2 separate regions of the Homo sapiens genome follow, and region 2 is linked to region 1. A link is a loop called in an ENCODE intact Hi-C map of the cell type or tissue named here. Cell type or tissue: Calu3. All regions are shown on one strand. Links, peaks and the distances in the headings refer to the core of each region. The heading gives the core; the rest is flanking DNA. Region 1 overlaps MAP3K4 (mitogen-activated protein kinase kinase kinase 4). Region 2 overlaps PLG (plasminogen).

What was found. A loop is a pair of places that touch in the nucleus more often than their neighbours do. Peaks named below come from ENCODE experiments on the same cell type or tissue, not always from the same donor. Only the 100,000 strongest peaks of a DNase experiment are listed, where the experiment ranks them.
Region 2: a loop joins it to region 1, with 3 times the contacts of the local background. A loop is called at or near these places in 2 of 110 quality-filtered maps.

Annotation. Positions count from the first base shown.
Region 1 is chr6:161,090,215-161,094,617 of GRCh38, forward strand. It overlaps MAP3K4 (mitogen-activated protein kinase kinase kinase 4), which reads left to right. Exons shown (of 27, transcript NM_005922.4): 12 at 1,165-1,326; 13 at 1,796-1,929; 14 at 2,764-2,842; 15 at 3,559-3,637. Among named protein-coding and RNA genes, the nearest start is that of AGPAT4-IT1, 70 kb to the right of the region's middle. In Calu3, for the core only: no CTCF peak of the experiment used is centred there; no DNase peak of the experiment used is centred there.
Region 2 is chr6:160,748,041-160,752,443 of GRCh38, forward strand. PLG (plasminogen) reads left to right here. Exons shown (of 19, transcript NM_000301.5): 18 at 4,075-4,220. Among named protein-coding and RNA genes, the nearest start is that of PLG, 48 kb to the left of the region's middle. In Calu3, for the core only: a CTCF peak has its summit at 2,360 (motif pointing right); a DNase peak (open chromatin) is centred at 2,341.

The DNA of each region.
Region 1 (4,403 bases), core at 173-4,172:
GGATTGCTGGAAGAATATTTTGTAACCATAGTAAGGGGATTGCCTGATGGAGACCTTGTGTGCACTCGTGTGTAAGGGTGGGTAGAGAGAGAGACCGATTTGGAGCTATTGTGATGTTGCTGACAGAGGTGACAAAAGCTCGAGCCAGGGCAGGGCTTCTCAGCCTCTTGGATGTGGACGTTTGGGCCCGTAACTCTTGGTCGTGGAGGGCCGTCCTGCGCATTGTAGGATGTTTAGAGCTAGGGCAGGGCTTCTCAGCCTCTTGGATGTGGACGTTTGGGCCCGTAACTCTTGGTCGTGGAGGGCTGTCCTGCGCATTGTAGGATGTTTAGAGCCAGGGCAGGGCTTCTCAGCCTCTTGGATGTGGACGTTTGGGCCCGTAACTCTTGGTCATGGAGGGCCGTCCTGCGCATTGTAGGATGTTTAGAGCCAGGGCAGGGCTTCTCAGCCTCTTGGATGTGGACGTTTGGGCCCGTAATTCTTGGTCGTGGAGGGCCGCCCTGCGCATTGTAGGATGTTTAGAGCCAGGGCAGGGCTTCTCAGCCTCTTGGATGTGGACGTTTGGGCCCGTAACTCTTGGTCGTGGAGGGCCGTCCTGCGCATTGTAGGATGTTTAGCAGCATCCCTGGCCTCTACTCACCATATCCCAGTACTTCCACTTTTTCCTCCAAATTTTGACCATCAAAAACTTCTCTGGACAACGTCTCCAGACGCTGAGGGGAGGGGGAGAAATCTGCCCCAGAAGAGAACCCCTGGACTAGGGAGTAGCAGGGAAATGAGGACAGCACGATCGGAGGAGGTCATCTAGAAGTACATGGACTTTTTCACTCTGTGGAATTGCACCCGTACTTATGGTTGAGCAACCGTCCAGGAGGAGAAAACAACAGGTGGTTGATGTATAAAAATATTGAAGATAAAAGCATCTATTCCAAGAGCAGATTATAACTAGACTGTATCATTTTAAATGCATTTTTTTCTCTTCTATTTAAGAATGCCAAATAAAATGACATAATTTCTTCTATATTTGGTAATTCCTTTACCAAGTGGCTGAATTGTTTGTAGTGGTTAATGTCTGTGTGATGATGAACGAAATCTTCCTTTAAAATGTGGTAAGTATTGTATGATTTGCTTCATTTTGCATTAATCATGGTTTGGACTCTTCAGAATGATGCATTGGAGCTATGCAACAGGATAAGCAATGCCATTGACCGCGTGGACCACATGTTCACATCAGAATTTGATGCTGAGGTTGATGAATCTGAATCTGTCACCTTGCAACAGTACTACCGAGAAGCAATGATTCAGGGGTACAATTTTGGATTTGAGGTAGGTTCAAAATAAGAGGAAACACGGTACAATTTAGTAATTGCTTGATAACTTACAGAAAGTTTTTGGAACCTTTTACAGTAAATCTGATATTGTAATCATAGCTTAATCAAGAATATCATCTTATATCACTGCTGTATATCAGAGATGTTAGTTTACTTTTAAACTGTTAGGTAATTGTCCAACTTTTATTTTGTGCTAACAGCCATCTACTTACATTTTAAAACTTTAAAGAGATGTTTTATGTCATAAAAGCACATTCTTAATTTAAACTCAGGAGTAAAACATTTATGAAACTGCATTTTGAAACACTGTACTTTCCATAATTCTTCATACTATTCAAAATATAGAAATTTTAATTGGATTTCACTTTTTGTTTTTAGAAAACATTTTAGACATGGCATTATAGTGTGTGATATTATTTAATGATCATTTCCTTAATGTTGATATACATGAAATCTTCTTACAGTATCATAAAGAAGTTGTTCGTTTGATGTCTGGGGAGTTTAGACAGAAGATAGGAGACAAATATATAAGCTTTGCCCGGAAGTGGATGAATTATGTCCTGACTAAATGTGAGAGTGGTAGAGGTACAAGACCCAGGTAATGACCAAGTAGGATGTTTCTGAAATGTGTCATGTGGGCTTGGTGGTATTTGTTCATATATGTTCTGTGGGATTCTTTTTGAGCAGACGACACAGAAGGGAACACTCTAAACTCTTCGGTGATCAGGTTTTTTTTAATGGAAAAATATGTAGAGAAAACTGCGTAACTCTTGGGAAAAAATTTTTTTTTAAATTTGTTCCAAATTTGAGTTACCTTTAAGGGAACTCATGTTCTCCTTTGACAAGTCTTCCTGATGACTAATGTATTTTCCTCCCTCATGAAATTTATTCATTAAGAAACCATTTTGGAATTTGCAGGGGTGAAATGGGTGAATCGTCTGTGAGGCTCAATACTAGCTCCACTAAAGTAAACATAGTTATTAAAGTGTCATGACTGTGTGAGAAATAGCTGAGTGTTCTGTAATTTGTAATGGAGGGATAGCATGGGGCACTTTCTTAAAGTCATTAAGCAATTTCTCCAAGTTAGAGAAAACACATTTGCTGCATCTGAGATTCAAAGTAGGAACTTTGTGTTACAAAACTCATAAATACTTGTTGAATTACAAATAAATAATTGTTGAATTACAGATGGCACCTATCATGTCTAAAATCCTCTTCCATGCTTCCCATTGGTTTCAAAACAAAATTAAATTTTAAAAAATTATTCTCCTTTCCAAAAGGTCACGCTGTAAACTTACTGAACCCAAGCAAAAAAAAGTGTCTTGTCCTAAATAGTAATTATAATTATGTTACTTTTCAGTATTGTACAGTCTAAAACTGCTACAGCGTTTTCTTGGTTGTTATGTGATTACTGAACTTTTTCGTGTACCAGGTGGGCGACTCAAGGATTTGATTTTCTACAAGCAATTGAACCTGCCTTTATTTCAGCTTTACCAGAAGATGACTTCTTGGTATGGATTATTCTAAAGTTTTTTTCATTATAAAATAAGCCAGTCACTCCTTATTTTCTGGTTGTATATGTTTTATATGTAATAGTGGTTTTTTTCATGAGATATTAATCTCAGCATATCATGTAATGATAATGCTGAGAAATTAAAGTACTCCTCATAGCAGAGTAAGATTTTTTTTCTTTTTGTAACATTAGTGTTCAACTAAGTCAATGTCTGGTTTGTAAACCCTGGCCCTTCTAAAATATTTGTGAGATTTATATTTTTACTGCCATCATAGCTGCTGCTTTGGGGCAGAACAAGGATTAGCTCTTTTACCTCAGTGTGCATCATTTTGAGAGCATCATGCTCGTGTTAAATATTATCACTGTTAGTCTGATAAGTGTCATCAGATTAGCATGATATTGCTCAAAGTGTGAATTCATTTATTTTATTCTCCCAGTAGTAGAGACGATTACATGAAAAGTTCTTTGCTTGTACACGTTATTGTGTTATGGGAAATTGACAGCTAATTTGCTTTTACTTATAAAAATGAAATACACTGTATTATTTTAAATTACATACAATTTGTGTTTATACCTATTTTCTTTTAAACTAACTGAAAATATTTTGGGTAGCATGTTTTTAAAAATATACTGAAAATTAATTTGTGCTACTTACATAATTAAGAAAGTATGCATGTTTTCTCTTTACCTTTCCCATTTTCTTTTGGTTTCTAGAGTTTACAAGCCTTGATGAATGAATGCATTGGCCATGTCATAGGAAAACCACACAGTCCTGTTACAGGTTTGTACCTTGGTAAGACAGCCGTTAACAGCATTTCTTCTGGAACATAATGATTTGAGTGGACAGATCCTCTTGTAATTGCAGTCGTTTAAAATGGTATAAGAGGTGTTTTAACAGTATTCAGGAAAACGACAATGAGAGGGACAGAAATGAGGTGTGTAGATAGAGAACTCCGCAGCAACCTTTCTAAATCTGACAGGAAGATTAAAACGTCAGCCATACGCTATTCCATACCAGCCAGCAGTATTCAATTACACATTTCTTTCTATACCAACACTACCATTCTTTTTTCCCCCTTACCATCTTTTCTGATGGGGAGGAAAGACTGGAAGAGGGCGTTGTCTGCCAAGCAACAGGAACTGCCCCTGCTGCAGGTGGCTGCAGATCACTTCCCTGTCCCCCGTTCCTCACCTTTGAGGAGAGCAGTGTCCATTTCTCCACAGCTTTCCCAAGTACCCATCTTCCCACCAGCTGTAGTAAATTCTGATTTGGTTTTACTGTTTAAAAAATCAAGTTAAGTTATGCTGCTATATATATTACTTCAATTACAATTTTTGGTTACAGTTTATGTACAATTTTACAGTAACAATGAATGATTAACACTTTTATAGTATATGTTGAAATGTTGAAAACAAAATATATGTCAAAAAAAGCTGTGTCTTATGCCGTTCTTGAGATAGTTTGTAAATAAAACAAAACTGTATTTGTAAGTAATAAACACCCAAGAAAGAAACTTAGAAATTTTATGCAATTTAAATTACACAAAATATAATTCATA
Region 2 (4,403 bases), core at 324-4,323, 340 kb before region 1:
TCACGCCTGTAATCCCAGCACTTTGGGAGGCCGAGGCAGGCAGACCACGAGGTCAGGAGCTTGAGACGAGCCTGACCAACACGGTGAAACCCCGTCTCTACTAAAAATACAAAAATTAGCCGGGTGTGGTAGCACACCCCTGTAATCCCAGCTACTCAGGAGGCTGAGGCAGGAGAATCGCTTCAACCTGGGAGGTGGAGGTTGCAGTGAGCCAAGATTGTGCCACTGCACTCCAGCCTGGGTGACAGAGTGAGACTCTATGTGAGAAAGAAAGAAAGAAGGAAAGAAGGAAAGAAGGAAGAAAAGAAAGAGAAAGAAAGAAAGAAAGAAAGAAAGAAAGAAAGAAAGAAAGAAAGAAAGGAAGAAAGAAAGAAAGGGAAAGAAAGAGAACGAAAGAAAGAAGGGAGGGAGGGAGGGAGGGAGGGAGGGAGGGAGGAAGGGTGGGTGGGTTGTGAACTCTTGTTGATTGTTTCCTCAGCTGAAATGTGGGCTGCAGGGCTATTGGGGGAGAAACAATAAGAAAGTGCACCAAGCACCAAGCACATGCTAAGAAGTCCATCATGGCAGCTCCTGATAATAATATGGAATAGAGTTGTATCTAACATGACTCTTTCTTGCAAGTGACAGAAAATGCAACTTAAGTTGGATTAAGCAAAAAAGAGAAATCATTAGTGAACTGAAAATTCTGCAGGCTCACATCATGGCCCCAGACCCTGTCCATTATTCTTGGGCACAAATGTGACATTCTCGTGGCTGCAGATGCTGTGGTGGCTCTGGCTCTGCCAGGAAAAGAAATAAGGAAGGCCACTCTCCCCATTACACAAACAATAGTCTTCCAGCTCTGAGAGGTCGAACTTGTGTCACCAGCCTGCCCCTAAACCCGTCACTGATTAACTCCAACCTGCATCAGCTGTTCCATGCTGGAGGTGGACGCAGGACCACACTCATACCAAGATGGGGGCAAAGTGTAGTTCCCTCAACAGGATTATAGGATATAGTGTGATAGGCTGCTGGGCAGCCAAAAAGCAAACAGATCCTCTACAATTCCTCAACTGATGAAAGCACGAAGCTAAAATCATAAAGATCTGTGTGTGAGTTCTGGCTCTCCCATCTTCCTTGTGAGATTGAGCAGTTAGTTAATCTCTTTTAGCCTCAGCTTTCTCACCTGTACCAACATATAAGGTCATTGTGAGGATTAAGATTATGCCTCATGATCATCATTATCATCATCACCATCCACATTGCAACCACAACTACCATCATCATCCCCACCAACATCATCACCACCACCACCATCACAATTATCATTACCACCACCACCATTGTCACCCTCAACATCACCATCATCACTATCACCACCACCATCATCATCACTACCACTACCAACACCATCACTCTCATCATTCCACCACCATCACCATTAACATTACCATCACTATCATCACCACCACCACCACCACCACCCCCATCATTACTGCCATCAACATCACCATCACCATCATCACCACCATCACCATCATTATCAACCATCATCACCACCATTCCACCACCATCACCATTATCATCACTACCATTATCACCACCACCATCATCACCACCACCACTACCACCACCATCACCACCATCATCACCATAACCATCATCACCACTATCAACATGATAGTAATTATGATTACCACCACCATTAGCATTATCATTACCACCACCAGTACCATCACCATCACCACCGCCACCACCTCCATGATCATTACTACCCACCACCATCACCGTCACCATCATTTCACTACCAGCACAATTATCATTACCACCACCATCACTACCACCCTTATCACAACCCTCATCATCACCACCATTCCACCACTGCCACCACCACCACCACCATCACTATCATTAACAATAGACATCACATAACCAGTTTGTAGCTGGACCTTGAGCCCAGAGCCCACTCACTGTTTCTTCAGTCCCACCGCCAACCACCAGGATGAGTCACAAAACATAACTCAGGCCTGCTCCTCAATTTTCTACATGTCAATAATGACATTGAAGCAATGGGTGTTCTCTGCTTCTCAGAGGGAAGTTGAAATTCTCCTGCTCTTCCCTTCATGTTTCCAGATGTTCCCTGACTTGGATATTCCAAACGCAGAGTTTGGAGGTGTTGAGGCCAAGGGGTTTTTCCAGGTCAGCCATCATCTGCAATCACTGAGCTGATCCTGCTGCTGGACTTTCCCTGTTGCCCTCTCCCCAACGCCCCATCGGGGAGGGCTTCAATCCTCAGGTCACCTGTGGCCTTTCTGCCCTCAGAGGTGCCATCTCTACATCTACCACTGGAAGGCAGCACCTACTCACAGATTGCATCAATTTCCCAGCAACTCATGGTGGGTTTTCCCCCTTATCAGCGTGTTTGCCTTGCTCAGAGAGCAGATCCCAGAGCAGTGACACCTAACTTAATTTTCAGCAAAACATTTTGAGAAGGGTGCTCCCTCACACAACTACACAGTCCAGGTGATGCACCCACTGCCCAATGCTTGGTAGTCAAGAGGAGCTTCCTCCCTGCAGCTCTGCCCAGATAGGGCTGAGCTGGGCTCTGGAGCCAGGCGCTGGGATGAGCCTCTTCCATGCTGCTCATGTAAACTCCAGATTCAGTGTCGGTTTTCTGAACCCGAGACAATGATCTAAATGCAGTCGAAGGCTTTGGGGAAAGAGAGAGTGCCTCGGTTCTTACCTGTGTCATGCTCGCAAAGCAAAGAGTTTTGCAAAATTTTAATGAAACCTGGGCTTGCAAAATTGGAAAACTAGATTATTTGTGACGACACTGAGACATCCCTGGGCATGTCTATCTGGAAAAACGGCATTTTCTCTGGCAATTTTGCAGACATTCTATTTCAATTTGGCAAAGAAAATAAAGCAGTTTTTCACAAAGGCAGAAATACAACTAGAATGTTCACTCTCCCTAATTGTCAAAGAAGTGTAAATTAGAAAATGAATCAGGACAATTTCAACCTATTAGATTAGCTAATATTTTAAAAATTGAAGACTCATACAAGTGAGGTGAAGTGATTGTTTTCTAGTGGCACGGTACACTGTCACACCCTTTTAGAAAATAATTTGGCAACGTTATTGGGAGACAGAAATATGTCTATGTAATTTATGGGAACTTAGACTCAGAAAATGTTAAGGAATAAGAATGAACTTTATGAACAAAGATGTGGAAAGCTGGAAGCAAGAGTGGGGCCAACACGCATGGGGAGGAAGCATTTGGGCAGTGACTCCACAGACCCAGGCTCAGGCTGAACTACACAACCTCCTTACGCCTCAGTTTCCTTAACAGTAGAACAGAAATGATAAAAGTGCCTGTTTCACAGGACTATTGCGAGGATTAAGTGAGATACATCGCATTATAAGCTTGTGTCTGGAAAGGTTAATTCTTGGTAAATGATGACTATTCTTTTTTATTGCAATAAAATATACAAAACATAAGGTTTACTATTTTAACCATTTTGGAAGGTACCACTGAGTGGCATTTAGTACATTCACAATCATGTGCAACCATCATCATATTTCCAGAACATTTTCCTCATTCCCAAAGGAAACCTCATGTTCATTAAGCAGTAGCTCCCCTTAACATATTAGTTATGAAGATCATAGCATTATACAAAACTCATGACACAATGATGAGTGAAAAAATCAAGATGTGAAATTTTGTGTTATGATGTAATTAGTAAAAGAAGCATATTAAAACATCTGAAAAAAGAGTATATAAAAATAGCAATTGCATTTTTCAGACTCTACATTTTAAACATTATTCTTTATAGTTTTAAAAGCAAAAAGTAAAGAAACAACAACCAACCCCAAACCAACACGACAAAGCCCAGATTGTTAATTCCAGGGCTCAGGAACACAGAATCATATATGATGTTTACACTCTGCAGGGTCAGAGACTCCAGCGGCATTGGGAGCTGCCTCGTGTTCTGCAGCCTCACAGACAGGAGGTCCAGTGCCGCTGCTCTGTTCTGGAATATCCTCCTGAATGTGTTTTGGGTGCAGTTGCCATTTCTTTCATCTTTTTAAACACAGGTACTTTTGGAGCTGGCCTTCTCAAGGAAGCCCAGCTCCCTGTGATTGAGAATAAAGTGTGCAATCGCTATGAGTTTCTGAATGGAAGAGTCCAATCCACCGAACTCTGTGCTGGGCATTTGGCCGGAGGCACTGACAGTTGCCAGGTAAGCAAAGATCAAGAGACCAAAGTTAGTCTTGTGCTCTCTTGTCTCAGTCTCAGCCCCTCAGACTTCATTCCCCAGGTGGCAAATTCAAGGATTTTCAACCGAAGACCCCAGTCTAAGTGTTGTTTAGAAACTTCCTAGATCTGTCCCTGAATGCGTATTCAGATCATCTAAGGGGATGTC